2 separate regions of the Homo sapiens genome follow, and region 2 is linked to region 1. The links are chromatin loops, found by intact Hi-C in ENCODE. Cell type or tissue: gastrocnemius medialis. All regions are shown on one strand. Links, peaks and the distances in the headings refer to the core of each region. The heading gives the core; the rest is flanking DNA. Region 1 overlaps LINC01580 (long intergenic non-protein coding RNA 1580). Region 2 has its middle 370 kb from the start of LINC02207.

Region 1 (15,943 bases), core at 2,695-10,694:
TTCAGGACAAAAGAAGTCTCTGATTCAAGTGTCAAGATCTGTGCATAGGACTCAAGTCATGAGTGCAACTTCAGTCGGGAGGGCTCATGTTAGGACAGTAAATAAAGATACAGGTGCACAGACTGGTGCAGCCATGGGCGAGAAGGCAGAAGAAGTCAAAAGATAGTCACTTCTATCCTTGAGCTAAAAGGGCCAGATGTTCTTTAAATGTCTCACCAAGCCCACGTATAACAGGACTCCAAGCTCCTTGACATCACTTGCATCACCATCAGTGTCATCAGCATCACAACAAATATGTTCTTTCAGCACTTACTATGCATTTGTCATTATCAATAGCTATGCATAACCCTTATCCTCACAAATCTGCAAAGCAAATACTAATGTCCATCTCCACATTTTAGGGATGAGACATTGAAGCCCAGAAAGGTTAAGTAAATTGTTCCAGGTCACATAGCCAGTTAGTGGTAGAGAGGGTGCCCATGGCACCATCACCAATGTTCCTGGTCCTCAGTACTTGATAATGTGCTCATGCATCGATTCTTGGACCACACTTGTAGCATCTGGGCTTAGCAAGGGGGAGATGTGTGAACTAGGAGGAGTGGCCATACAGACCAGTGTTTAGAGATCTGGCCAGGGTGTTGCACCATAGAACAGCTCTGTCCAGCTCTGGGAAGTGGTTTTTAAATAAACCTCTTCAAAGCAGTAAATTATCTTCCATCTCTTAAGCAGATGGATGATAAACAAAGTCAGTTAAGTAATGTCCATACATGTATTAACCTAGCAGTTGAAACATGTGTGGAGATCTTTAATCTGTCAATGAGATTGAGTGGGAATGCTGTAAGCTAAGGCTTACATCAGGACAACTTTAGCTGCAATGAGTACAACTTTCCTGCATCAGGACAACTTTCACTGTTGTCTGTTTGCTGGCATTGTCTACCTGGCATTGACTCAATAATAACGCAGAAGATGACATCTTGATCAAGACCAATTAACACATTCCTTGCAGCTGTTTATTGCTATCTGCAGTGAAGACAGCATCTGAGGAAGCAGCTGGCAGCCATTGCCTTTTCCAAGCAAAAAGCAGCTCTTTCAGCACAGAAATCAGGTTGGCCTTAAGCCAACAAGGGTGATAGTGCTTTCAAGAACAGAGGATAATCAAGGGTTTTTTTTTTTTCTTTAACCCTAATATGACTGAATTCTGATCAGAGTGTTTGAATAGAAGAAATTGGCCAAAAACTAAAATGTCGTTGGTCTCCACGTACCTAGGGCTGGTGAATGGGCACAGGGAGTGACTTTTGTAGAACCAAAACCAAAAGAGAGCTTTTAGAATTGGAAGAATGAATTGCAACACTGATGGCTACTAGCTATTGAAGACCTTCAATGTATAAAATACTGTGCCATCCATGCTGTGTGTTTTCCCTTTCATTCTTTCTAACAGTCCTACCAAGTAGTGACTATTGGTTTTCTTTTGAACATGTTAGGAAATTAAGGCTCAGAACAGACAATTTGTTCAAGATTACACAGCTGGCCAGAAATGGAGTTGGAGTCACAGTGAGTCTCCCTGAAGTGAAAGCTGGTACTAGCCACCACTTTTTTTTATTTTTAATTTTATAATTTTTTTTTTTTTTTTTTTGGAGACAGAGTCTCCCCATGTCGCCCAGGCTGATCTTGAACTACTGGGCTCAAGCAATCCTCCCACCTCAGCCTCCCAAAGTGCTGCGACTACAGGCGTAAGCCACCACATCTGGCCTTGTGACCACTTTAAACAAAGTTAAGACCCTGTATGTTTTTCTATAATTAACCAAAATGACCAGTAACTTCCTAAGGAGAAGAGGATAAGTAAATTAGTTTTGGGATGAAGAGAGAGAGGTTTTGAGAAGGTGTTGTTAAGTTTGTGATAAAGTAACACAAAAGCACTCAAAATAGCTCACATAAAAACCGGGGAGAAATTGGTGCTAGTTTATAGTACTGAAGGACAGGATGCAACTCTGTTTTTCAAAAGGGGCTGCACTTACATGTAGAAGCCAGCAGCAGCTTTCTTCATCCTTCTTCTCTTTTTACCTGGTTTCATCCATGCTTGCCCCATCTTTACTCCCTTTCCAGACCACTTTTTCCTCCTGACTGACCAACCTCTCCACAGTGCACCAGTTCTCAGTTCAAACGACCAGTCCAGACTAATGAAAATGACAGCTTCGCAATTAGAATCTTCCAGAAGGAACTTCTATTGGCTCCCTTTGAGTTAGAAGCCTATTAAATCCTGCTGCTCCTCCCCAGCTTCATCTGGCACCTGCATTCACCTGCATTCACCAACCTGGTGGCCAAGGTCCTGCCTTCTGAGATGGAATGCACTAGACAGCAGCCATCGTTTGCCTCTGTGGAGCCTTTCCTATGATTTCAAGCTAGTCTATTGGCTTATCTGAGCTGACATTCGTAATGGTTACAGCTCTTACCAGCTCGACCATTTACCGACTCTAACTGTATGGATCACTTACCTACACTGAGTCACAGCTTGCTTCTCTAAAAGGAGCCAATCATCATAATGACCTTATAGTATTGTTGAGAAGGCTCAGTGAAATCCAACCTTCCAGGTGTGGTGGCTCATGCCTGTCATGCCAGCACCTTGGGTGGCTGAGGGAGGGACGATCACTTGAGGCCAGCATCTGGGTAACATAGGGAGACTCTATCTCAAGAAAGATGAAAGAAAAGAAAAGAAAAGAAAAGAAAAGAGGAAGGAAGGAAGGAAGGAAGGAAGAAAGGAAGGATGAAAGAAAGAAAGAAAAGAAAGAAAGAAAGAAAGAAAGGAAGGAAGAAAAAGAAAGAAAGAAAGAGAAAAGAAAGAAAGAAAGAAAGAAAGAAAGAAAGAAAGAAAGAAAGAAAGAAAGAAAGGGGGGAAGGAAGGAAGGGAGGAAGGAAGGCAAGGAAGGAAAGAAGGCAAAGAAGGAAGAGAAAAGAAGAAAAGAAAAGAAAAGAAAAATTCAGTCTTAACATAGTGTTCACCAAGTGCTGGCAATTATTATCTCAAATGTTAGCGGAGTAAACTACTGTGAAGGTGAACGAGGCATGAGATATTATATCTTTTTAATAGATAAAGACACTGAGGTTCAGGGAGTTTCAGTGATTGCCTATTTTTTGCATAATTTGTAAGTGAACTACAATTAGATCCCAGAGGACTTCCCATATACTATGTCTTTTCATGCAAGAAACTGCAGCCGAGAAAAATGGCCTCTATAGAGAAAATGGCAAATATTGAGTGGGGATGGGAGTAGGGTAGGATGGGTCTCCAGTGAACTCCTGCCCCTGACTCTGACTATCCCAAGATTCTTCCCAAGGGGAAGACTTTTACATGCCTCCTCTTCTGCCATCCTCCCACTTTGGATGTTACTATAGGCCTTAGGCCACAGGCTGTATGTGACAAATCTGAAAGAGTATGTTTTCCACATACAAGCCAGTCAATTTTTGTGCTTCATCTTTTTCAAATAAAGGTCTCAAACATAAGGAAATTAGGGAATGATGATTTTTAAATGTTCAAACATTCTTCCAAGGGATTTTTGAAAATTTAATGAAAACAATCAATCCAAATGAAGTACTCCTTTGGTGGGGGAGTCATCCTGTCTCCTCTCCATGACTCTCCCATCCGTGCAATAATGTTTTTTGTGTGTGACCCACATACTGTGAAAGAGGGCAGGAGGAAGCAGTAGGTTGAAGGAAAACAGGAAAATGTGTTGAGGTTATCAGTCAAGTAGACACTCTTTTCTCCCCACCCCTCCAGAGTTTATCACCAATCCAACAGGTTAGTCAACTGTATTTTCTTTTTATGTAAAAGGCTATATAATTTACCAGCCCTGGGAGTTAGAAGGATAAAGCTCTATAGTATCATAGCTAAATATGTGGCTATAAGGCATTCAGAGTTCTAAACACTAGACAGTGGTAAAATAAAAGAAGTTGGGGCATTTGAGGGTCTGGGGTGACTTCTCTCTTGGGTTGAAAAAATAATTCAAATGTGAATGTTCCAAGGGCAATGCAAAGCCAGGCTCAAAGCTTTTAGTGCCAATAGGTCCTAATTTGTGGGTGGGAGAGAGCAGCAGGCAGCCCCTAGCCTGGGCAATGATCTCCTAGTCAGGCAGTGCCAACAGATAAAGACACTGTAAAGTGTCTTGTAAAGTAATTCCAATAAGAGGTGGCCAGGACTAACTAAGGGGATTCGATGGTACTGGAGCCATAAAGGAGGGAGTCTGTAGGACAATGAGAGATATTGAGAGAGGGAAGAACATTAGGGACAAAGAGTAATGTATGCATAAAGAAGAATGATGAGCCACAAGGCTTAATACACTTAGAAAAGTATATACTTTTATACCCTGAAAATTCAGTGTTCTACTGTACTGAGTCTCATCCTGGTATGGTGATCTTGATGCTGTTGGTAGATGTTCTCGTTCTCCTGGGAACACGGTGGGACAAAGCTTGTTTGCTTCTTTGAAGCTACGTACAGCCATGTGATTTGACTTGGCTAATAAAAGGACTAAAGTGATGTGCATCACGTATGAACTAAACTTTTAAGACCCACATTTTCTTCCTACTGCTGTGGGAATAGTGAAAGTGCATGTTGTAATGAAGTGCACATGATAGAGGGACCATGGTGAGTGAGCCAAGCTCCTCTGACAATCTTCATCGGACGTCATGATAGTTAATTTTATGTGTCAGCTTGACTGGGCTAAGGGATGCCCACATAGCTGGTAAAACATTATTACTGGGTGTATCTGTGAGTGTGTTTCCAGGAGAGACTGGCATTTGAATCAATAGGATGAGTAAAGAAGATTGCCTTCCCCAATGTGAGCACCATCCAATCCATTCATGGCCAGAATAGAACAAAAAGATAAAGAAAGGGTGAATTTGCGCTCTCCCCTTGGGTCTTCTATCTTCTCCTGTACTTGGACATCAGAGCTTCTTTGAACATCAGGACTCAAACCATTCTCCCTACTGTCCCTGTTCTCAGACCTTTGGCCACAGAATGAGAATTATACCATTGATTTCCCTGGTTTTTGGACCCTTGGAATAGGACTTAATTATACTACTAGCTTTTCTGGCTGTATTAGGCCACCCTTGCATTGCCATAAAGAAATACCTGAGGCTCAGTAGTTTACAAAGAAAAGAGGTTTAATTGGCTTATGGCTCTATAGGCTGTACAGGAAGCATAGCTTCAGCATCAGCTTCTGGGGAGGCCTCAGGAAGCTTACAATCATGGCAGAAAGTGAAGTGGGTGCAAGCACTTCACAAGGTGAAGCAGGAGCAAGCAAGAGAGAGAGGAATGTGCCACATACTCTTAAATAACCAGATCTCATTAGAACTCACTCACTATCATGAAGGCAGCACCAAGAGGATGGTGCTAAATCATTCATGAGAAATCTACCCCCATGACCCGAACACCTCCCACCAAGCCCCACCTCCAACATCGGGGATTACAATTCAACATGAGATTTGAGTGGGGACAAGTATCCAAACTATTTCACTGACTCTCTAGCTTGCAGATGGCATATTTTAAGACTTCTCAGCTTCCATAACCACGTGAGCCTATTCTCATAATAAATCTCTTATATCTTTCTATGTATGTATGCATCTATGAATCTATGTATCTATATATGTATGTACATATTTATCTAATCTATCATCTATCTATCCTATTTTTCTCTGTTTCTCTGGAGAACCCTGACTAAAATAAATACCTAGAATAATTCAGAATTAAATTTTGTTGTATAATTCACTGAGATTTGGGGGTGGTATGATTTTTCAGCATACCTTAGTCCATTCCAACTGATACTCTTGCAACTGCTAATGTGTTTGGGAGTATCTGAAAAACTCTTTTACATTTTCAAAGCTATACCTGATTAGTGGCAAACTCCAAGGACTCAGCAGCAGATTGATAAAGGAGGCAAAGAGATGTTCTATCTTGACAATTACATCTTTATTCCTGGATTAAAGACCCTCTTACTCACCCTATTTACCACCTCTTGCCTTCATCTCTAGGCAAATTGGACTGGGACTTTAGGCTGGCTTTCTTCCATAAAGCTCTTTCAAGATGGTCTCCTCCGGGAAGAGTCTCCACAACGAAAGCTGGAAAAGGTTTCCTTAACTCCAGACAGATGAGCTCAGAGAACCACAAGAGGGCAGGTGTTCCCTAAATCAGATCTGATGGCTGCCTGGTTCAGACATTGGACTTTAAATTTAAATACTAGTTCAAGACTAACCCTTATTTTCAGTAAAGACAACATAGATGAGCACCGGGTTTGGAATAAGAAAATAACAGTTCTAATGCAGAGATGAGTCTTTGATAAGACTGGATGAACTCAAGGATTTGAAACAGTTTTCTGGGGATCCTTAGAGGCGCCAAGGAAATAACTGAGAAGGCAAGGGGAAGCCCGAACAGAGAGAGTGCAGGTCTGCATCTCAGCTTCCCAGTGCTTCTCGGCTTTATTGTCAACTATTGTGCTTCTCAGGAAGATATTGGTTAAGAGAGGTTTATTTAGCTCTAATCATTTATGACTTAATTATTTTACCCTTACAAGTGAAAAGCTTGTATCTGACCCTGAGCCACCATTTTTTCACCCATTTTTTTGAGGGGGAGGAGACAGAAACATGGCTTTTTAAAATCAGAATCTATCTGGGTTTGAATCTCAATTTTACTTTGGTTAAATGACTTTGGGTAAATTAAGACCCACTAAATCTCAACATGCTAGAAAATCTAATCACCCCATAACTAAAACTCTGCCAAAATATCTATTGCTTGTAATTGTGGAAAGGGATTTCCAAAGGGGTTCTATGTATATTAAAAATTAATATCCCATTACATATATTTATGCAAATGTATATATAATGGGATATTAATTTATAATATATATAGAACTCATTTGGAAATCACTTATATATAAAATATATAATATATATTATAATAGGATATATTTTATATTATATAATATATATGGGAATATATATGGGATAATGGGATATATATTATATATTATAAAAAATATATATTATAATGGGATACATTATATATTATAAAATATAATATATAATGGGATATTAATACATATAATGGGATATTAGAGATAGATGTTTTAGTAAGGAAAACAACTGAGACTTTGAAATGGGCTCAGAACAAAAAGTGAGTGACTATCCTGTCTAGCTCATCCATCTCTTGTTCATAGAAATGCAAATCAATTGTGACTGGTGGAATGCAACCAATTATTGCCTCATGGATAGACCATCAATTTGTAAATTCATTTCAGATTCCTAATTTCCTACATATGCCTCTGCTTTTTATACCAATTATAACATTTACCCGTTCTCTTATTAATTAATAAGCTAATAAAGTCTTTGATACCTGTTCATTTTATATCTATATAAAATTCACAATTATACCATGTCTTAAAAATTATCTTAATAGTTTCAAAGACATCTTACTCTTCTAGCTTTGACCAGAAAAATGAGGAAATGAAGAGAGAGAGAAAGTACATTATATTTTTATAAGGTTTTTGACTCCAAAGAGACATCCCAAATTGCCATTTTCATGTTTCCAACTCTAACGAGTATATAAACCCTGGGAAAATCTCAAGTTATATCTTTTGGTTTATAATGAAGATGCCTAAGGCTCAGGAAAGAAAGAGATTACAATAGTTAAAATCTGGGGGGGGAAATCATGAATTTAAAAATGTTTTTCCTCTGTGTGTCTTTAAAACATAAACATAGAAGATTTATTTTGTAAATCAAGTGTTTGTTCCTTCTGACCGCCCAGGCTCTGGATCATTTTCCTATAGGATTCCACAGGCCATCGTTTTATGGATGTATTCATGGACACATCTGGATGTGCAGAGCAGGATGGTCCAGTACGTCCTCCTTAGACAGGGCAGACAGCCAGCCTTGCCGTAGATCTTTCCATTATCCATGGTGTCCCTCTTGCTCAATGATGTGCAGCTGAAGGAATTGTTTGGGAGAAATGAGACCCAGGGGAGAGCAAAGGAACTCAACATTGTAAATTAAGAGAGACACTCATGGCCTTTCCAACCAGAGGAAAATAAACAGGGTTACAATGAGAACACAAAAAATCTGTCTGGAAAATCCAGTATACGCCCAGAAATCTAGTTTTCTTCCAAAGATTGATAGATGAAGATTTAATAATTCCCCAATATAGTAACTGACACATTAAAATAGAATTTCATAGAATTAAATTTTTTTCTTAAGTCTCATAGGAGAAAGAAATTTAAAAACCATCACATACCTATAAATGGAACATGATAAATGCATATGGAAAAAAGAGCAAATAACTGGGGTAAAACATTTTTTAGAGAAATAAATTGTAAGAAAAAAAAAAAACTTTTGACTTAAAAATTTTCTTCACTGTTAGACCAGAGAAATGACAGTTGTATTCTAAGTAGTGGTATTAGTAATAGGAGTTCTATATCATTATTTCTTTTAGTTTTGTGTTTCTCCTGTTAAGTCTAGGATCTTATACTATCTCTAAAGCAGTTAGGTCACTAACAACCTATGAAAACACATGTAGTATTCCTGGGGACATTCTTTCCAGAAGGCTGAAATTCCTTACATAGAAAGAATCTTTCACAACCATTGGTTAAGGTAAAAATACAAAACTAAAATAAAACTCCCATATTTGAAGAAAAACAATGAGATTCTCTACTTATTCAATAGTAAAGATTAATTTGTTGTTCAGGCCTTAAAATATGCAGGGCACACAGGCACTGAGAGGATACCCAGTTGCTATGGATGACATTGCTATCCAATGTAAGAGAGTGACCTGACAGTCTAGATACATTTCTGGAGGGCAACTAACAACACTTACGACAACCCTTAAAGATTTACATAGCTTTTTCCTTGGCAATTTTCACTTAATGCAATGTGTCCTAGGGAAAAAAAGCATAGACGAACCTAAGGATTTAGCAGTGGGATTGTTTAACACAGTTTAGATTAAAATTGAAACTAATAAAGAACAGCCCTACAGGATTAATGTGCACATTATCATACATCTGTCTGATGATCTTGAAACATCCATCAGAAGTAATGTTGTGGAAAAATTTTAATGATATGAAAGCAAAAGAAAAAGTCACAGGTTCACGATGTATTTTAAATGGAATAAAGCAGATGTAGTGCGAGTGTGTGCGTGTGTGCACAATGCATGTGGACACACACACATTTATGTTTATTTATTTATATTTACTTGTATGTGGATAAACACACCAAAATATTTACTATATTGAATTCTGAGAAACATAAATGAAGATTTTTTTAATTGTTTTATTTTGATTATTTCATTTTGAAAAATTTGTAAAATAAATATTAATTGTAGCAATAAAAAATAGCTTATTTCCATATTGTCATTTATTTTTAAGGTAGAGGGACTGGAAGGAATCTTTATAAATACCTATAACTGTGCCTAGTATTTATATACATAAATGAATTTAAACTTTATCTGAAGCATATAAATAGGTGTTCTTATTTTATTTTAATATATGATCTAATGGTGACTAAGAGACACTCAATGGCTTGCTTAAGGATACTACAAGTAAGTGTTAGAGCTGACATTTGATCCCTGGTCTGTCTCCAAAAACCTTTACTTTCTATTTAAACCTTAATCCTTTAAATGTCTTGGATCAATCAAACTAACAGCGAAATTATAAGTAAGCAAACTCAAATCTGTAAATATATTGATTTAAAAATTATTAACAGGTGTGATTAAAGTATGGTATGGATGTTAAAATATACCTAATAGACATGTTTAAAGGATTAGGGAAAATGAAAATATTTAGAAACTCAATACCTCACCCTGAACCCCTATGAAACCCCTATAGACTCCTGGCATATATACCCACCAAGTGACAACAACTGCATTATACCATTCTTACCAGGAATGTCATTATATTCATGTCTGCAGTGTACTACCATTTGTAAAAATTGCTTTAACTATTGGTCCTTTTATACTTACTGCACTCTGCAGTTGACACTGGCTAAAGAAAAACACAAATGAAAAGTGCTTTACTGGTGACATTTCCAATCCTTGATTATCATCCTCGAGCAGACCAGTAGTGATGCCTGGGGCTCAGTCATTACCCTATCCATTTCTCTCCCATTCTGTCGTAAATATACCAGACCTTCTTCCCTTTTTTCAAACCCCAACACCTCTCCCTACTTTTCACTCTCAGCTAATGACTCTACCTCCTATTTCCCTGAGGGTGGAGAAAAACCATGAGGAAAACTTCTCTACTTCTCTGTCTACCACACTTGCCCATTTGTGCTCTCAGCCCTGACTCAGCTTTTCTTCCTGTTACCATGGATGGAAATTTTGATGCTCCTAGCTAAAGCCAAATTATCACAGAAATAAGGATACTTCTTTCACATTTCTCCTCTCTACTATTAGCTAAGACACTTACCCTTATTTCCTCTATTAAAAAAAATCAGAACACAAAAACACTTGGCCCCACTTCTCCCTTCAACAACTGTGCCATTCTTCTGCTCCCTCTCTACAACAAAACGTAAAAATTTGTCTCTACTTGCTGTTTCTAATTTCCTCAGCTCATTTTCTCTTGAACTCATTCCAATCAGCACTTTCCCTCAATACTCTACTGAAGATGCTCTTGTCAAGGTCACAGCTATATGAGTTGGTTCAATCCTAGTCCTCATCGTACCTAGCAATCAGCACCTTTGACAGAGCCCATCATTCTCTGTATCTTGAAGGTCTTTCTTCCACCCACCACTCTCTCCTGGATTTTCTTCTGTCTCACACTGGCTTCCTTTCAGTCACCTTCTCTTTCTCTATTTGTCTTGTTAAACTTTGATCTGTAGAATATCCTGAGATGCTATTTTTGGCCTCATTTTCTTCTATCTACAGTAATTCCCTGGGTGAGCTCATCCACGTTACGGCTTCAAATTTTGTCTATATTCTTATTACCTCCAAGCTTGTAATCCTTAAAGAGGTCCTCTCCCTAATTTGAACTCTCTACTGGACATATTTACTAAGTTGTCTAACAGGCACTCCAAGTTTAGCGTGTCCAGGGATGGAACTCTATCACTTGAACCCCTGTCCTGCTCCTCCCGAAATATTTCCTAGGTCATGGATGCCATCTCCAGTCTCCTAGCTGGGACACCCCTCCTTCTTGCACTTCTCTCATGCAAATACTGTTTGCTCAACCTACAAAACATTTCTCCACAAATCAGCCATATCCCATCCCATCCATAGCAACCACCCTGATTCAGGTCATCAGCATCACTTAACTGGAATCATTTCACTAATCTGTAGCAGGTCATATGGATTCTGCCCTTTCTACAGTTCATCTTCATCTTAAATTCAAGAGTGATTGATAAAATACTTCTGCTCAAAATTCTTTCCATTATTTCCCAATGCTATCCTCTCCCTACCTCCCTAATCTCGTCTCTGTCCCTAGCTCACTCCACCCTGGCCACCCGGGCTTTCTTCCTATTCCTGGAAGGTGTCAGGCTTACCCTGATCTCTGGGGCTTGCCTTTGGGATCAGGAATACTCTATTTCTGGAATATCTCCTCCCAGATTCTATGGGGCTTGCTCCCTCCCCTCCACCAGGTCTTTGCTCAAGTACCACTCCCTTATTTTGAAGTGAAATACTTTCCCATTCCAGCATGCTCTTTCCTCATTATTATGCTTCATTTTTTTCTTTAGTGGTTGTAAGACCTAACACCCTATAGTTTACTTACTTTCTATCATCTGTCTCCATTTGCTAGAATGAACATCAGGGAGGGTAGGAACTTCTCTGTTTTGTTCATTACCTTAGCTCCCTTGGCTGCATTGAACATTACCTGGAAAGTATACACTCAATAAATATTTGTTAAATGAATAAACAGGTACATGGAAAATAAAAATATGTGCATCTATACATGCAATTGATTAAAATTGTATAAAGATACTCTAAAAGATAGCAGAGATTAGAATAGGACCCTAGGATTAGAGTGAAAGGTGTATAAACAAGATTTATTACTACATATGCATATATATTTTTTAAGAGACAGGGTCTTGCTTTGTCACCCAGGCTGGAGTGCAGTGGCCACTGCAGCCCACATCACAGCCCAATGAAACCTAGAACTCCTGGGATCAAGAGGTTCTCCTGCCTCAGCCTCCCAGGTAGCTGGGACTATGGGCACACACCACCATGTGCCACTAATTGCATACTTTTTACTGTTTGATGCTTGAGTCCTGTAAATATATTACCAATTTAAAAAAGCTATCAAAGTAAGAAAAGAGGTCTACTTGTCAGTCTCCTGATGCAGCAAGATCGCCAGAGTTTTGCTAGATTGGATATGGGCCTCACATGTTTACATTTCTTTACCCGAATGCTTATTGTTTTCTACTTCACCTTCGTCATATTTTCTATGAAACCTTTAGCCACTCCTTGTTGTATTTTCTCTGCTACTCTGATTGCACAATCTCAGTACCCAAATCACAAACTATTTCTGCAAAGACATCATTAGGGCCTTTGTCGGTTAACAGTCAGTTGAGATTACTTTTCTATTTCCACTTATGAAGATTGCTACTGCAGATGAACCAAAAGCCCATCGCAGCCGTTCCAGTGGATTTAGCTGGGACATTTATTTCCACAAAACACCAGATGGTTTAGAAAATTCAAATAATTCAGCGAAGATCCTATTTGGATGACTAACAGGTGAAAAGGAAACCAACATTTATTCGATCCCTACTATGTACCTGGAGCTGACCCAAGAACTTTTCTATGAGCCACTTTACATCACCAAGATGTCATTGCTTTTAGCCTCAGGAATGACCCTATCTAAACAAGTCCTACAGATTCTTCCTAACTTAGTTTCACTGCTACCTCCTTTGAGAGGTCTTCCCTGATGCCTCCATTTTATTTAGTTTTTCTTCCTATAAGAGCAACCTATATTTAATTCTTAATTGCACTCTTCATGTGATTTTTCTTTTGCATTTTTTCACTCTACGTGTCTTGGAGGCAAGGATTCCCATGTGTTACTTCGTGCTTTCTCTCTGGTGCCTGTCATGGTGATTTTCCCATAACAGATGGCCAGTGAAACCTTTTTGAATCAATAAGTAAATTAATTGATAAATTATTTACTATTTTCCATCTTTTTATTTTTTAAAAAAGAATTACCCAGAACTGCCTTGTAGTGGGTAATTTTGCCTTGCAACGGGTCAGCAAAACATAGTATTTCTTTAAAAATTGAAACAAATACTAAAGAAATACTAAAACAGATGCTAAAGTAAATAAAAAACATTTCCCTGTCTGCAAGGTGCCTGGCATGGATGTCAAAATGAATTCATAGCAGAACACGGTGCTTAAAAATAAAGAATCCCAGTGTAAAATAAAACATTTTCTTGACTAAGTTTTCGGTTTCATGATTAAAATACCTTTCACATCTGAGAGAGGAGATAAGCCAAAATATAAATGTCAAGATAAAATTGCTTATGAAAATGTAGTAGAGTTTAGCTTACAACATCCTTAGGAGAACAAAAGTGTCTCCCTGACCAGTACCCAGCAATAGAATTAAGTTATGGCCATTATCTAATGGAAAAGCTTAAAATGTGTCTGACAAGTAGGATCTCTCAATGAGATGGGGCAGAGGAGTTCAAAAACCTCAGAAGGAACCTCATCATAACGAGAGTGTATTCAAAAAACAACAAAAAGGCCAGGTGCAGTGGCTCATGCCTGTAATCCCAGCACTTTGGGAGGCTGAGGTGGGTGGATGGTTTGAGGCCGGGAGTTCAAGACCAGCCTGGGCATCATGGCAAAATCTGATCTCTACAAAAAATACAAAAATTAGCCGGGCATGGTGGCACATGCCTATAGTCCCACTACTCCAGAGGCTGAGGTGGGAGGGTCACTTGAGCCTGTGAGGTCAAGCCTGCAGTGAGCTGTGATCATGCCACTACATTCCAGCCTAGTCAACAGAGCGAGACCCAAAAACCAACAAAAATATGTGACACACAGGAATATTTCAGCCCCTTTCTCTGTCTCTTTGTGTGTGTGTATCTTTCTCTCTCTTTCTCTCTCTCTCTCTCTCACACACACACACACACACACACACTCATACACTCATGCCATTTTCTTGTGGCTGCCACATATTATGCAATGATCTTAGTAGTCTAGCTGACCCCAGGTGACAATTAACAGGAGATGAAAGAGAAGGAGGAAAAGGAAGAAATGGAAAAGTGGAATGAGGAGGACACACACACACACACCACACACGACATGCATGTGCACACATACACGGTCTCATTTGTTTTTCCAACAATATTCCTGGGTTGAAAGAAAGGATGAGGATTGCTATGATCATTGCAAGGATATAAAAATTGAAGTAGGAAAAAGCTAAAACAATACACACAAGGTCAACACCTTGGACAAGGAAACTTCTGAAGCCTGGGCTATAGATTTCATCAGGATAAGAATGTTCAACGTTACATTTTCGCTGAAAAGGATTCCCACTATTTTCCACATGCAGTTGCACTGACCGTTTTAAATGAAATAATTGTATATATGCAAAGGTCCTGTATAGCTTTTCTAAAATTTGACAATACTACTAAAAACTTACTTGAAAATCCAATAATAGGGCTTTGGTTTTTACCCAAAGGAGTGGAAAACTTATGTCCCTACTAAAATCTGCATGTTTATAGTAACTTGACTCATAATCGCCATAACTCTTGGAAGCAACCAATATATTCTTCAATAGGTGAATGGATAAATAAACTGTGATACACCCAGGCAGTGGAATATTATTCAGTACTAAAAAACAAATAAGCTATTGAGCCATGAGAAGACATGGAAGACACTGAAATCCATATTACAAGTAAAAGAAGCCCATCTGAAAGGGCTACATACTATATGATTCCAGCTACATGATCTTCTGATAAAGGAAAAGCTATGGAGACTGTAGAAAGATCAGTGGTTGCCAAAGGTCAGGGGGAAGTTAGAGATGAATGGGGAGGCACCAAGAATTTTTAAGGGCAGTGAAATTATTCTGTATGATACTATAATGGTTAATGTATATTATTATACATTTGTCCAAACCCAAAGAATGTACAATACCAAGAGTTAACCTTAATGCAAACCACAGACTTTAGGTGATAATATGTATCGATGTAGGTTCATCAGCTATAACAAATCTGCCACTCTAGTGGAGATCGTTGATCATGGGGGAGGCTCTGTATGTGTGGAGGCAGGTACTATATGGGATATCTCTGTACTTTCCTCTCAATTTTACTGGGACCTTAAAACTGATCTAAAAAGAAGTCGTCTTTTTAAAAGTGAAATTTAAAAAAAATAACATAAAGCTAAGATTTTTCCAAACTATCAATAATAAAAAACAGATTTTTGAACTATCATACTTGAGGAATGCGTGAATTTTCTTTCTGTTATTTCAAAAGGTGATTGTGACAGGACTAGGAGCAAACTGCCGCATCCTGGGACTTAGAAATGGCAACAAGGTTAAGACTGTTGCAGAGCTGTAGGACTATGAGAGAACTGGCTGGGGTTGCCAGGGCCAGGGCCTATAGGTGTATCTGTCACCTCATCATCAGAGCTCTGGCCTCTGGGTGTCCTTTCCTGCGGGGACCCTGGAGGTCAGATGCCAGACCTATGACAACTGAAGAACCATGAAAGGAGAGAGAGTTGCTTGTAGAGGCCACATAATCTTCAGGCCACAGACGGAACTGTGGTCTTTTCAGCTGACACGCACACAATTCCTACTATAACAAATCCCCTTTCAGTGAAAAGTAATAAATCTCCTTTTGTTTCAAGAATAGTCCTTTGGGATTTCTGCTTTTGCTTTCAGAAAACTCATATGAGAAAAATTGAATCCACACGGTTTGGTGAGAAAAAGATAGGCTAAATAATTAGATGGGATTTGATCATCTAGCAAGCAGGCTAAAGATAGGATAGCAGGCT
Region 2 (15,943 bases), core at 2,721-10,720, 490 kb after region 1:
AATAGTATCAATAACCAATAAAATATTAACTTATCAACATGTCACATGCACGGATGCTCAAATCCAAAAGACAAATGTGTCTCAAATTTTAAGTTTCAACCCAGACTTTTGTCAAAGCACCCATTAGACAAACAGCAGGCACCATTGATAGGCACCAGAAATTCAAACATAAATCAAGGTAAAGTTCCTGTCTTCACCGCTTATTAAGGAATGATATGCAAATGAGTATCAATAGTAAAATAACCCAGAATGATAAACGTTATTGTAAAATATGTGCAACATTATAAGGGATCAGAGAGGGGTAGATTGATTAATTATTCATGTCGAGGAAGCATGAAGAATTACAGAAATGAAATGGCATTTGAGCAGACTCTTGACAGATGGGAAGGAGCTTGCCATACAAATGAGTAATAGTACAGTGATGTCGGAGTTGGGGTAAACAGTTCTACCTTCCTTGAAAAGAAATATATGGAAAGGAGAGTCCAGACGCGGGACTTGGCACATGGGCTGAGGCAAGGATGCAGTGAACCAATTCAAACATTTTGGGAAATACCCCAACAATAATAATGAGAGGTATCAGAGGAGCTCCATGCCAGGAATAAGAATGAACCTATCTGGGCCAGGCGCGGTGGTTCGCGCCTGTAATCCCAGCACTTTGGGAGGCTGAGGTGGGCGGGCCGCCTGAGGTCAGGAGTTCGCGACCAGCCTGACCAACATGGAGAAACCCCATCTCTACTAAAAATACAAAATTAGCCAGGAGTGGTGGTACATGCCTGTAATCCCAGCTACTCGGGAGGCTGAGGCAGGAGAATCGCTTGAACCCGGGAGGCGGAGGTTGCGGTGAGCTGAGATCGCGCCATTGCACTCCAGCTTGGGCAACAAGAGCGAAACTGTCTCAACAAAAAAAAAAAAAAAAAAGAATGAACCTATCTGAGTTAGAATGAACACAATGAAGGCAGGGTACTCAATTAGAGACAGAAGAATAGGGACAGAAAGACCAACTAGAATGCAATGTTACCATATTTCAGGAGGGAGGTAAGTCTCAGGGCACAACAGATAAACAAGTAGGGGGTGCTGGAAGTTGCTGAAAGAGAGAGATCAGGGAGATAAGGGGACACCCCACAAGAGAAACTGGATGCTCCCTGGCCCTTTGAAAATTGCCAAAAATAGCTCCATATTTCACAAGTATACCACGGGCCTATACACATCTTGCATAAAATAGGGACACATAATATTAATGTCAATAGAAGACTTAGATGTCACCGCATTAGACAAGGGCCCTAATCCTCAGGAGCATCAGTGCTCTGCCAGACACTGCACTGGATATTTTGCACAAGAAATGTACTCCAGGAGCTTACTGGTATTCTTGCCCACTGGCAAGGCTGGCCATCCACCTCTCGCATGGGTTGGCCCTAGGGATCCATCAAGAACAGCCTCATTTTACTGTTTCTCTCACCCAGCAGCAAAAGGAATCACTCTTTTTGTGGCAGCAGCCCTACAAATCAATTCACTTAAAACTGGCTCTGCTAGAACAAAACACAAGCCAAGGGTTCCGGGTCTCTTTTCCTCCCGATGATTTGCACAGATCAAAAACTGCTCCAAGATTTCTAAAGAGAAGAGCTCGGGCTCCCCCCGCCCAGCACCATTCTGGGCTGGAATGAGACGAGACCACCCTGGGGGACAACTGAGATGCTCCTGAAATGTCAGAGGCAGCACTGCAAGCCTCTGATCCTCCACCACCTTCTGCGCTATGGATATTGATTTCAGACACTGTTACAGAGCATAACTGAAAGTCTGGACCTTTACAGCTTGTCATTTGGGCCAGCCTTTCACAAGGGACTTTGCACCAGCAGCCTGGTGTCCGGTACCTTTGAAAGCAGAGCCAACCCTTCCGAGGCTTGTTTCTTCACTCCATGAGGTTTGATCAATGACACAGCCAGACATTTTCATTATTTTGACAAGCATACATAGAGCACTCAGACCAGGAGACAATGGAAGGCCTCCAGCCATTGGTGTGCACGAGAATTAAGAAGAATAAAAATGTCAGCATGCTCTGATGTCTTCATCTTGACACTTTTGAGGGAGCTGTTATCCTTTTGAGACAGTCTGCATTTATTGTGTTACACATTGCCATAGACTTTGGAGTGGGAAAGAGAAGATGAGCAAGGGAAGTCCATGACTTAAAGAAACTTGCAATCCAGTTTCTTTAGAAACTTGATTGAAAAAGAGATGTGGCTATAAATGCTACAGGAAAGCAAATCAAAGTGGGTGGGGCTGCATTGGTGCTGGGATAAGTGAAATTTTTAGTCGTGTCCCACCTGCCTTATTAAAAGGAGAGAACATTAGGATCAGAGAAGAGGCTGCCCATTTGATGCTGAAATGCCAATATCAAAAAAAGAGCCTTCAATCTTGAACTCATGATCAGATAGCTCACCTAGCTGGATATCCTCCCCACATTTTAAATCCAAATAGCATGGTTAGATTGATCCCAGTGTCTCAAGTTTTAGAACCCTATGTTTTGAGTAAACGATATGGATTTTTTGCAAACCACATTTTTGTGAAAAGAAGCAGAATGGGAGAATAAAGAAACCTACACATAGGAAAGCATGCCCTGAGCAGTGAGACTGCCTGATATTGAAAATGACCTTGAGGTTTCTCTCTTCAACCTCAGAGGACCACAGGAAGAAACAGCAAAACTAATGGTGGAAATAAAGTAAGATAGGTATTTAAAATGTCTACAATGCTATCTATTTTTAATGATCTCGGATGCTAGAAACCAAGGAAGGGAAGTCAGCCTTAAAAAGAACCTGTGAACCTTTGCCTGGTATCATATTTCACAAAGTTTTTAAACTTCCCTGTATCAACTTTCATGATATTATAAGGATATTAGCAGCCCCAGTGCTTGGGATTAGACAGAGATGAGGAGAAGGAATGCACAGGGGAAAGCATATAATCAAAGATCACTAAACGTAAGCTAAATTAATAAATAAATGGAGACAAAAGTCAAACTACATTTTTGCAAAAGAATCTTCACTATTTGCTTATACATCCTTTCATCCAGTCAACAAAACTGAGCTGGGTGTTTGGGATTCCAGAAGCTTCTCACCTGGTAAGGACATACTAGGAATCTCTATTGATTTAAATTGTGGGTAAATCATCTCACCTTTTTTGAAAAATTAAAAATGTGATAGTCGTCCTACTTCTATTTCTCTCTCATTCATTCAGACAGTCATTTACTTATCTTACAAAGATTTAAGCATTTAATCTATACCAGGCATTTTACTAGGCTTAGAGGATACCAAAATTAATAGAATACAGCATCTACCCTTTAAAAGAGCCAGTCAAGAATTTCCAGTAATGCCAGTTAAAGGTGATTGATATGGCTTGGCTGTGTCCCCACCCAAATCACAACTTGAATTGTATCTCCCAGAATTGCCACATATTATGGGAGGGACCTAAGGGGAGGTAACTGAATCAAGGGGGCCGGTCTTTCCCATGCTATTCTCATGGTAGTGAGTAAATCTCACAAGATCTGATGGGTTTATCAGGGGTTTCCGCTTTTGCTTCTTCCTTATTTTTCTCTTGCCACTGCCATGTAAGAAGTGCCTTTCACCCCCTGCCATGAGTCTGAGGCCTCCCCAACCATGTGGACCTGTAAGTCCAATTAAACTTCTTTTTCTTCCCAGTCTCCGATATGTCTTTATCAGCAGCATGAAAATGGACTAATACAGTGATCAATATAATAACGTTTACATAAACAAAATGCTAAAGCAGGTACAAGCAGCAGTGAGGAAGGATTTTTTGAGAGAAGAAAAAAAAAGAGTAGCATTCGATCCGAGTCACCAAATATGTGAAGAAGTTTCCCAGGCAAAGAGAACAGAGGAAGGGCATGCCCCAGGGAGAGCAAGACATACACTGCAGATGGAAAAGAGGGCATGGCATGTCCAGCAGGCAGCAAGGAGTAAGTTGTGTGTCATTGAGAGCTTACCACAAAGGTGGGCACCAACAGGAAGATCTTGGCAGCTCTCCCAAGGTGCTTAGACTTGATTCATTTCAACGACGGGGCTGCTATCAGACACCTTCACCCCTATTCTATCTGGTGAAGCCCAGGAAATTTAAGTAACTTGCCCAAGAACAAGTCTGTCAACAGTCAAATGGCTACCTGATTTTACTTACAGAAAGAAAAGCTGCCATCCTCCAAGTTGGGCTGAATTTTGAGTAGATTGAAATGTTGAGCTTATGGGGACACACAAGGCATCACTATAATGCCCTATCCTAAGATTTGCCTGTCATTCTTCCATGCATTTATTCAGTAGCTTTACATCAGTCTCTGCTTGATGTCAGCCACCATGTTAGGCCCTTGAAGTACAATTGTCATGGAAATAGACATATAAGAGCTTGCTGGTAAAGTTGAGAGGAGGCCAGGCAATACAATAAGTGCATGGCATCAGAGAATCCCCACAGCAGTGCCTCTTGACCTGGCCTAGGGGAGAGGTCCACTCGTTAGAAGTAAAGTGCCCTGGAGAGTCGCCTTCTGTGCCTCACTCAGTAAGCCCACTTGGATGTGGGCCAGACGAACCTAACAGCCAACATCCCGCCAACCAGAACTGCCATGTGGAGTGTCTGCATTCTCCCCCAGATGTGTGTTCCTGCCTGAATGTGCACTGATAGGAAGCAATGCCAGTCCTTCCGCATGTGACAAAGCTAATTCCAGTCACCACTTTCTCTCAGTCTAGAGCAATCTTTGAATCTTGTCCATAAAACTAATTGAAAAGGAAAGCAAATGCATTTCACTGAAAGGAAATCACAATGCTGTGGCTGATTCCATCATTTTTGTCAGTAGATGGGAAATTCAAGTGCAACTCCTATATATAATTACCCATCATGTCTTGAATACAAAATTATAGCTTCCACAAGTTAGACACATTTCACACACAAACACTGCCATGGTATAAAAAGACAGTTAGGCAATAAATTCCATAAATGGAGTGGATGAGCAGAGTTTTTTTTTAACCACTAATATATTTTATACATTACGATGATATGCATTCTGCAAATTTGTGATGTCCTTTAGGATAGGATTTCTATATTAGATTTCTTTTCCAATGATCACAAAATCTCTCCCACCTTCACTTATCCCCCCCAAAAGCTTCCCAGAGAGGCGGCAAGAGCACCAGATTAGAAGTCAGGAAATGTGCATTATTTCTTAGATTCTATCACAAATTACTTTTTGTTGGCAAGTTATGTAATCCCTGCTTAACGTTCTCATCTACAAAACGTGAACAGTGGCACCTACTCCACTGAACTCCCAACCTGCTGGGAAAAGCCCTGGATTTGGAGTTAAGAGGCTGAAGTTTGAGTTGGACTTTGCCACTGACTGGCAAATGACTTTGGGTAAATCACATAAACTCCCAGAGACCAAGGTAATTCACCAGTAAAGCGAGCCTAATTCCACCTGCCTCACAAATTTGTGCTGAGAGTTAAATAAAGTAAGCCAGAGTGTTTTATAAACCACAAGCACTTACAGTAGCATAAGGTATTATTAATTAGGATCAAATAAGATCTTATAACTGTAGTGTTTTGAGAAGCACATAGCACATGTGTCATTGAATTTCTTTTTCTTTTCTTTTTTTTTTTTTTTTTTTGAGACGGAGTTTTACTCTGTCGCCAGGCTAGAGTCCAGTGGTGCAAACTTGGCTCACTGCAACCTCTGGTGCACCTTGGGAGGCTCTGGTTCAAGCGATTCTCCCACCTCAGCCTCCCGAGTAGCTGGGAATACAGGTGCACACCACCACGCCCAGCTAATTTTTGGATTTTCAGTAGAGACAGGGTTTCACCATGTTGGCCAGGATGGTCTCGATCTCTTGACCTCGTAATATGCCCACCTCAGCCTCCCAAAGTGCTGGGATTACAAACATGAGCCACGGTACCCAGCCGTCATTGAATTTCTTATGCAGCCAACCATGCTGCGTGTATCTTCTACAATCAACCTTTAATGTCTCACACATTTTAGGGCTACCTCTTTTTATCATCACTGGGGAAAGACCAGAGGATCCTACACAGCAGGCTGCCTGAGCAGCTCAAGTTGCCTTGCACTGAGCGTGTCATAGGAAGCCTGGATGACACCAAGACTCAGCGACTGAGGAGACCTGGCCCGGCGCTACTCCTGTGTTGGGAAAGGTGGCATGGAAAAACGAGGAACTCCTTTCTGCTCGAGGAGTGATAAGGCGTGACAGCAAAAGAGGTTTTGTGTAATCTTCCCTTGCTACAGCCAAGCAAGTTCAGGGCCCAGGCCAAGACTTGTTCAACGAGAACCAGGTAGAACCTTTCAAGGCTAATGACACATGAGATTGACTTCAGACACAGTTTGATGAAGTTTCATTTCCTAAACCCAAGTTCATTCACCTCACTGCCCCACTTCGATCTGTCAGATATTCTAGAAGCACTCAGCTTTCTCCAAACTGACCCATGGATCCATAGCACAGTAGGCCATAAGGAGAACATACTGTCCAAACCTCTTCAAATGGCCCCAGCATGCCAGATGCCTTGACCAGGAGCGGTGGAAATAGCACTGGCATGTTCCACCTTTGGCCTTGATTTGTAGCAATGCACAGGTGGCGTCCACAGCACCCAGTGCCAACCCAGAGCACGAGGACACGGGCATCAATTTCACAGCCTGAGTTCCCTAAGGTAACTTTTATAACTCTGCTATAGTAGTTACTTTTCTAAAGGTCAAGATTTACATGTTTATTTTGACTAATGCTACTTGGAATAATCCAGATTGAGGAAAAAAGAAAAAAGAAAGAAAGAAATTGACAGAAACAGTTTAATCTTGTTTGCAAGTGAAATCTACAGCTCATTTTGGGAAATATCCTGTGAGAATTCTTCTTGATGTCATTGAGAGGGGGAAGAAAGAATGACTTTCAGTTCAGCATGGGACACCCAGGGGGCGGAAAACGCCAGTCCCACACAAGAACATCTGGTTGGCGAACACAAAGGAACATAACACCTGCGAACTCCTCATGTGTTTACTCTGTAACTAGTTGTCCATTATCCACACAAAATATGTTTTGGGGCTGGAAACCGGTTTGTTCCTGCCAAGAAAGTCTGGAGTGATAACGCAGCCTGTTTACCTTGGAATTCTCCCCATCCTAGCTAGCATGGGTGGACCCTGCTGAGCCAAGACAGCTTTGGAACATGTTTCTGCCTCATGCCTGTTTGCTGAGACTTCTATAAGTTTGGAGCTGGCAACTGGGACAGGGTGTTGGAGGATGAGTGTGTGGAGAATAACTGTTGGGCTTCAGGAGAGGGTTATGATATTATTTATTCCTCAGTGATGATTTCCTGGCAGGACTTTTCATGTCTTAGCCTCTGGAAGGAGTTGCATGTATCAAAAACAACACCAAAACAAACCATTTTAACACCCACACTTACAGGAAACTCTACCCCAGGGGTTGAGAGTTCTTCTAAAGGAAGAAGAAGGCCTGCCATGTGCAACTCTGCCCTTGGCAGTGTGGTTGTCAGCCCCCAGCACAATTTATTGGTCCTTCTTTGAAGCGCTCTTGGCCTCTAGAATGAAGCATCCCCCGAAGAGACCTAGCAGAAAGCAACCCTTGGCCGAAGAGTTCCCGCCATAATTCAGTCCCTCTCATTGTCAGGTGGGACGGCCAAACACAGCATCACTCCCTGTCACCACCTTGAGTCAAAATTTTAGCAGGAGACTAATGGGAACAGTGAATGCCATTGGCTTGGGGACAAATTGAAGCTTACAATGAAGAAGTGAGAAGAGGTATGTGGAAAAATAGCAGAACTCATATTTATTTGAGTCCTAGCTTTAAGCCAGTCTCAATGATTAGCACTTTGCATACTCTTTCTCGTATAATTTTCATAATAACTCTATTCTCCTACTAATTTTGTAGGCTAAAAAAGGAGGAACTCTCCCAGGGTCAAGTTATTTCGCCAAATAGAAAGGCTGGGGTTTCCACCCACATCTCTCTGGCTTTTTTCTGCTACATCACACAGTCTGCAAAATGAAGGTTGACAAGAACTGATATTCCTTTGCCTCCAAATATATCCAAAAAGTCCCATTGTAGTGCTGAGTTGCTTGTCTGTTTGTTTCAGATGGCTTAGCCAGGTCTCTATTCCTCTTTATCTCACCCTGAGAACAGGAAGAAAGTTAAAAGATCATGGGGATTGTGTTGAACTAGGAGTAAGAAGGGCTATGTCCCAGGCTTGCTTCTCTCACACTGCACTCAGGTCCTCAGTTCACACTTGTTTCACATGAGAGTGCTGGAATATGTGCTGTGATAGATGTTGGCTCTATTGTTTAAAGATGTTCGATGCATCTCTAGAAAATAACAGAAACAGGCCAATGATCATAGAAGAAATGAAGTAGAGTGAGGTGAGTTACACAAAGATGAGGTAGGCTGAGCACATGGGTGCAGGTGGAAGATGGGAAAGATGGAAGGATCAAAAGTTACACTAAATATACTTGAGGCACTCAAAATTCACTGGGACTTAAATTGCCCACTCATGGGGAACACCCATTTTGGTTCTGCCTATCCTCTGGCTAAAACAGGGGTCCTCAACTCCTGGGCTCCTGCCTGTTAGGAACTGGGCTCCACAGCAGAAGGTGAGCAGTGAGCAAGCAAGCATTAACCCCCTGAGCCCCGTCTCCTGTTAGATCAGCCGCAGCATTAGATTCTCATAGGAGCACAAATCCTCCTGTGAACTGCGCACGCGAGGAATCTAGGTTGCGTGTGCCTTATGAGAATCTAATGCCTGATGATTTGTCACTGTCTCCCATCACCTCCAGAGGAACTATCTATTTGCAGGAAAACAAGTTCAGGGCATTGATTCTACATTATGAGGAGTTGTATAATTATTTCATTATATATTAAAATGTAATAATAGAAATAAAGTATACAATAAATGTAATGCACTGAATCCTACCCCACCCTTGATTCATGGAAAAATTGTCTTCCATGAAACTGGTCCCTGGTGCCAAAAAGGTTGAGGATCATTGGCCTGAAACACAGATAAAAGCCAGCCGGCTCACTGGCAAGCTGCGGCTGGGACCAAGCACACCTGTCTCCATGGCTCACAAAAACAAATGCGTGTGTCTGCCTCAGGTACCTTCCATCTGTTGGCCCCCTTGTTATTAAATCTTGTCCTCTTCATAACCCCAGTGTCAGAGTGTGAGAGTGAGAGACAGACACAGAGAAAGGGGGTGGGGGGCTATACATATCGTCTAACACAGCAGTGGTCCTCAACCTTTTTGGCAGCACGGACTGGTTTCGTGGAAGACAATTTGACAATTTTTCCAAGGACTGGGGTGGCAGGGTGATAGTTTCAGGATGATCCAAGCGCATTACATTTATTGTGCATTTTATTTCTATTATTATTGTATTGTAATATATAATGAAATAATTATACAACTCACCATAATATAGAATCAGTGGGAGCCCTGAGCTTGTGTTCTTGCAACTAGACAGTCCAATCCAAGGGTGATGGGAGAGGGTGAAGATCATCAGGCATTAGATTCTCATAAGGAGCACACAGCCTAGATCCCTCACACGTGCAGTTCACAATTATCATAGGTTCCTGCTCCTATGAGAACCTAATGCCACCATTGATCTGACAGGAGGTGGAGCTCAGGGGTCATGTGAGCTCTGGGGACTGGCTGTAAATACAGATGAAGCTTTGCTTGCTCGTCCGCCCACCACTCACCTCCTGCTGTGTGGCCCAGTTCCAAACAGGCCACGGACTGGTACCAGTACCAGTCTATGGCTGGGGGGTTGGGGACCCCTGTAATACAAGACTGGAGTCTGGCCCTTTCAACCCTGCCTGTACCCTACCCCAGGTGTGTTAGTCTTCATCTCTTTCCCCTTACTTCTGTGTGTTTTAAACTAGTTTATTAAGCTGTCTGATGAGAACATCTTAATTTGGTATTTGAGGCTTTCTGTTCCCTACCTTCTGGGATGGTTTTTTTTGGTGATGCACTTGAAGGGCCCCACTGCATCCAGGTGATTTCCCACTTCACAGGGGACCTCCGAGACTCTGCCTCCCTTTAGCATTCTGTGGCTCTTGATCCTCAAAAGAGAGCAAATCCTGGTGGAATAATTCAATGGCAAAGAAAACCAAGTAAACCAGAGAAGATGAACATGATTTTTTTTAAAAGACAATGCTTATGAATTACTTCATGTCATTGGAATTTGTATTCGTTTCTTTAAAGCCCTCTCAGTGTACTTCGGACTTAGCCTGTCAGTTGGCGCTTTCACCGTCTCAAAGCCCTCTCACCCTGTGGCACCTACGTGAGCATCACACTCACCTTGTAAGGGTCTCAGAACAGACACAATTATTCCTGTTTCACAAGTGAATAAACTGCGCTCAAGCAAGTAGCATGAATTGCCTGAGGGTAGATTACTACTAAAAGATGAGTTCAGACCTAGAATACTCAACAAAGATTCTTTCCATTATACCATGTATACACTGAAATGTATTTAGAGTCCTATCCACATGCAGCAGGAATTGAAAGACAGGGAAGATAAAGCTAGGGAGGGAGGGACAGACAGAGAGAGAGAAATAAGACGGGTGGTCATGGATGATATGTATTTTACGTATGTGGTATATATACTACCATTTGTTGAAGGCCTATTTTGTGTCCAGTAATGCTATATGTGTTTTATCCACAGCATCTCTCTTTCTCAAAGTGCTAAGAGATCATATCACTCTCACTTCATCACTGATGAAAGGGAGACTCAGAGATGCTCCTTCAGTAACATGCTTGATGACGAGGAGAAAATGCAGATTTCCAGTGTAAGTCCGCTGACCCAAAGACCCGCTTTCTAAGATGCAATGATCATAATGATCACTACCAATTAAGAATCCATAAACTTGGCCGGGTGTGGTGGCTCATGCCTGTAATCCCAGCACTTTGGGAGGCTGAGGCCGGTGGATCACTAGGTCAGGAGATCGAGACCATCCTGGCTAACACGGTGAAACCCCCTCTCTACTAAAAATACAAAAAATTAGCCGGGCGTGGTGGTGGGCGCCTGTAGTCCCAGCTACTCGGGAGGCTGAGGCAGGAGAATGGCGTGAACCCAGGACGCGGAGCTTGCAGTGCGCCGAGATGGCGCCACTGCACTCCAGCCTGGGGGACAGAGAGAGACTCCGTCTCAAAAAAAAAAAAAAGAATCCATAAACTTTTTGAGTATGTTCTGTGTACTGGGTAGGGTTAAGCATTGCACATACACCATCTTAGTTCTTCTCATCATGGTCCTCAGAAAGTCCCTGCAACAAAGTGTCTCTTCTGTAAAAGAATGAAAAGTTGATGTGTTAAAGTGTAAATGGAAGGGTTTAGACACTTACAAATACGCAATGGAGAGCCATCAAAATACCTGTCAAGACAGAGACGATCTTTAACCTTTGACCTTGCCTTTTGACTCCTCCCAATACCTAATGTTAAATGACGAGTCAATGGGTGCAGCACACCAACATGGCGCATGTATACATATGTAACTAACCTGCACGTTGTGCACATGTACCCTAAAACTTAAAGTAAAATTAAAAAAAAAAAAAAAGAGGAGAGTATAAACCCAGTGATCACGACTTGTCATGGCAGAATAAACTGGGGAAGGGCGGAATTGGCGATTGAAAGAACCAAAGCTAACGTATGGGCTTTATTCGGATTCTGATTCTAACAAACCATGTATGAAAAGACATTGAATATGGACTGGGTGGTAGATGACATTAATAAATTCTTGGGTTTTTATTTTGTACAGTATGATTAAGTTACTGTGAATATTTAAGATGTTCTTATTTTTTAGTGATATATATGTACATGAAAAACTATCAATGAAATTCATAATTGTTTAGATTTGCTCTAAAATATTTTAGCAAAAAAAGATGAAGAATATACGATAATGAATGTTAATACTGTCAATAGTTGTTAATTCCAGTTGATGGATATATAGTGTCCACTGTAATATTCACTCTGGACTATTCTACCTTTACATGTTTGACATTCTCAAAATAAAAAGGAAAACTTTACATTGGTGACTGAATGAGGTTAGAGAAGGGAGCCAGGAAGGAAACCCTGGGGGTACCTAGAAAGACAGGGAAAATAATAAAAATAAGAAATGAACTACCTGAGTGAAGGGCTTAGTCTGGTAAAGTAGGGAATTGGGAAGGGTATACTTAGGGTTTCAGACTATGACTCCAGGGATTCACTTAAGCAGTAGTATTGACAAAAAATCAAGATGGCCACTTAGAACCCACCTCAGAATGAGTCAAGAAGAAAAGACTAATTGACCATTCAGTGTGCAAGTCACTGGGTATGTACCATTTCATTCATCCCCACCAACACCCCAAGAGGTGCATATAATTGTGCCCAAATGACAGATGAGAACACTGAGGCTCAGAGAGTTAAAGACCTTTGCCTAAGGTTCCACAGGCCCTGAGTCACAAAGGGGATGTGTGGAGAGGGGACAGGAGAAGCCTGTTGGGCAGGGGCTTTGGATCCAATGGAACTTCTGTGAAAGCCACAACCAGTTTGTTTTCACATTAATCTTCATTTGAAGATAAGGTTCTTGTAGCTTAAATAGATAACAAACATCAAAGGGTTAAAGGACTGAAGCTGAATGGATTAGCTTGAAAGACTTAACCCAAAGGTTACTGCAAACAAAAAGGAGAATCACAAATGAGAGGGCCCATAGGTGATTTTTATATTTTCTAAACCTGTGTCAATCTCAACCTCACCGCAAATACTGGTAAGATTTCACCAGCAACCGCATGCCATTTCTACCCAGAAAGTCCCTAACACTGTAGCAGCTTGCTTATGAACTTGAAATTGCCCGGCGGCAGGAGGAACAGGGATGAGAAGAAGGGAAGTGGGGAAAGAAAAAATAAATTAACTGGGCAAGGCCACACCTTGGGGTGTGGGCTTTGAAGAGGATGCAACCCAAAATGCAGCTGCACTGGAACGAGGGCCTCCAACTGGGGAGTCTTCAAGTCATGTGCAAAATGGCCTTTTAATGGATGGAGGAGGGTGTTTCTCTGCTTTCCCCCTTCCACTAGGGAAGTCGAGTCATACAGAGTCCTCGAGCCAGATGCAGAGTTCTGCACTGAAGTTCCTTGCATACATTTTCCGTGAATGTGATTAGCATCCCATCTGCCACAACTGTGGAACTCCCAGAAACTGTGCAATATAAAAAAATAATAATAAAAATAAGGTTGGGTTCCTGTTTTGGTGGAATCTTTTGCTCACTGTGTGGCCCTGAGCCAGTCAGGTGACCTGCTTGTGTACTGATAAGTCAAACCAGCTGGAAAATTGAGTAAGAAGCAAGGACTTCACTAGAAAACAGATGCTACAGCTGAGCTGAACTTTTTTTTCTTTTCAGCAAATAAACTGGGGGCCAACAGGAGAAGGGAGTGGTGAGTTGCTTTGAATATTTAAGATCAGCTCCAAGCTGAGAAACAGAGAGTGTTTATTAGACCCTCCTTCCATCACAGATTTTCTGTGGTCAGCCTGGCTGCCCCCTCCAGGGACAGCAAGCATAGCTCGTGGCCCCATTAAGGTCCAGAGATCCTCTGCAAGCACAATTGGACCACACTTGCCCTCCCTTTAAACAACTTAGCCCTTGAAGTGAAGGTCCCTCCGGGGTCAAATTTGTTAAAATAGCACCTCATTGCGGCTTTACTGGCTCCCTATTGTAAATTGCAAGCCCCTTTCCCGATGTTTATTTTTCACCAGAGCCTTCATTGCTGCCTATCATTTAATGTCATTTAATGTGTACGATTGTTTATGTTCTGTCTCGCCGGTAGAATGGAAGCTCCTCAAGGGAAGGGACTTTTGTCCATTTCATTCACAACTATATCACTAGTGCCAGGAACAGTCTCAATAACTAGTTTGTTTTCTCTGGACTTGAGAGCTGGGAAGAGTGAGTGTCAGAGTCAAGGTATACAGAAAAGCCACCTGTATGGTTAATAAATAATTGGTCCAGCCAGTCTTTAAGTAAGAGAATGCATTCCATCAAGTGCTCTCAGATTACAGCATGCCCCTGACGTCATAGCAACAGACCTACCGAAGGCCACGTGGCTCACACCTGGGATGCTGGGACCAGACTGGACTTTTCCACTTTATTCCCGCCTCCAGGCTCACTACCCTCCAATCCACCTCCACCCTGGTACCAGCAGGCTCTTTCTAAAATACCAACCTGAATCCATGGGTCCCCGACTGCTGCTCATCCCTTGAAAGAGAACTCCAGGCTCCCAGAAGACTTATCCTGGTCTGTCTCTACCCACATTTTTGTCTTGCTCCTGCCCTACCTCCGTAACACCCTCCACGCCAGACATACTCTCTTCCTATTGCACTTTGCCGGACGTATTGTGCTCTCCCTGTCTTCAAACATTGTCTCTGCTCTGCCCTGCCTAAAACTCCTCTCTCAGCTTCCAACACCTACTGGTTTATACCACTGAGCTCCACCACCAACTCCTTTCCAAATTCTTCCCTGTTTATTGTTGCCCTTCCCCCGGACGTTCCCCTGCATCTTGGGCAAACATGACAATACTGGGCGGCACTGTATTATAATTGCTTAGATGTTTCTCTCCCCTGGTAAATGGGTAGGGTCTTGAGGACAGGAATAGTCTTATTTACGCCTGTGCTTAGTCCAGGGCCAGACCTACATATAGAGTCTCCGCAACTGTCGAATTAATGAAAAATCAACTTGTTTTCCTTTCTCAGTTTTACTAGTTCCCTGATTTTCTTCACCTTCCCGCATCATTCTAATATATAGAATGGGTAATGAAAAGCTGCTCTAATACTGAAAAATAGTTCTCCATCAGTCTGAGGCTCCATGCAATGTGATATTCTGTGATTCTCTAACTCCCAAACAGAAAGTTATGGTTAGGAAGGCTGAATTTCTTTAGCTTAAAGGACTAAATCAAGCAGGTCTTTAGGTTTGCCATAGCATGTCACTGGAAAGCATTAATGTATGGGGGGAAGGGGGTAGGGTGTGGTGAAAGAGAGAAGAAAGTAGACCCTTAGTACAGCAGCCCAAGGAAAATCAAGGACCTGTAGAGGAGGGTGGATCCCATTCACCCCCACAACCCTCCACCCCAGCATCATGTCTTCTTAAAGTTCTCAAGGGCTTTAGGGGTTCCTGGTGGTCTCCAAAGTTTCCCCCAACAGCTCCCAAGATGGCAGAAGCCCCCTCCTTGGGAGCAGGAATTGCATGCTTATACTCCACCTGCAGAGGGAGGCCCCTCACCGAGAACCGGGCCCTATGGGTGCCCTTAGAGAAGGAGCTAATACTGAACCAGGATTGCACGGATCTTACAAGTATCTACTTCTCATGCCTCCAAGTGTACACATTGCAACACATTTTTAAAGGCTGGCCCTTGTTTCAAGATATATAGTTGCCAAGTGGAATTCATTTTCCAAAATTAATTTTGTTCAAGGCCGGAGGCAAGAGCTATCTAGAAACAAATGGATGAAATTTACTTTTCAAATGAAATGCACTGAAAAAAGATTTGCTTTTTCTCCAGCCTTTGGGACTTACGCTCAGGGAAGAATTAACAAAAGTAACACAGGCATTATTATTCAAAGCCCATCTCTTTCCTGCGGAATTCACCTTTGATGGGAGATCCGGCAAGTTCCTAACTGCAGGGGGGCTAACAGTGGCAGTGTGTGGATTCAGAAGAGCATTCAAAGACTTGGGATGGGGCCTTTGTCTCCCCATTCCCCCCAACACGCCCCTGTGCCTTGCTTTTGCTGTCTGTTCCTCAGCCTAATGCCATTCAAATTACTAAAACATTGTCCTTTCCCACCTCTGTGAATGTGAGCTATTCTCCTACACGGCTCAGGTCTAAGCTTGCTTCTTAAACAATGGATCTAAGTACCATGTGGGCAGGGACTGTATGCTCTTTAGTCAACCATGCATTG

Evidence for each region. A loop is a pair of places that touch in the nucleus more often than their neighbours do. Peaks named below come from ENCODE experiments on the same cell type or tissue, not always from the same donor. Only the 100,000 strongest peaks of a DNase experiment are listed, where the experiment ranks them.
Region 2: a loop joins it to region 1, with 2.8 times the contacts of the local background. A loop is called at or near these places in 2 of 110 quality-filtered maps.

The regions. Positions count from the first base shown.
Region 1 is chr15:93,965,482-93,981,424 of GRCh38, reverse strand. All of the region lies in intron 2 of LINC01580 (long intergenic non-protein coding RNA 1580), which reads right to left. It overlaps LINC01581 (long intergenic non-protein coding RNA 1581), which reads left to right. Exons shown (of 9, transcript NR_120320.1): 5 at 6,019-6,429. Among named protein-coding and RNA genes, the nearest start is that of LINC01580, 73 kb to the right of the region's middle. RefSeq lists an enhancer at 1-80. In gastrocnemius medialis, for the core only: a CTCF peak has its summit at 6,154 (motif pointing right); a DNase peak (open chromatin) is centred at 7,914.
Region 2 is chr15:93,477,258-93,493,200 of GRCh38, reverse strand. No RefSeq gene overlaps it. Among named protein-coding and RNA genes, the nearest start is that of LINC02207, 370 kb to the left of the region's middle. RefSeq lists an enhancer at 15,447-15,943. In gastrocnemius medialis, for the core only: a CTCF peak has its summit at 6,952; DNase peaks (open chromatin) are centred at 6,190, 6,590, 6,970 and 7,644; H3K27ac peaks cover 5,367 bases.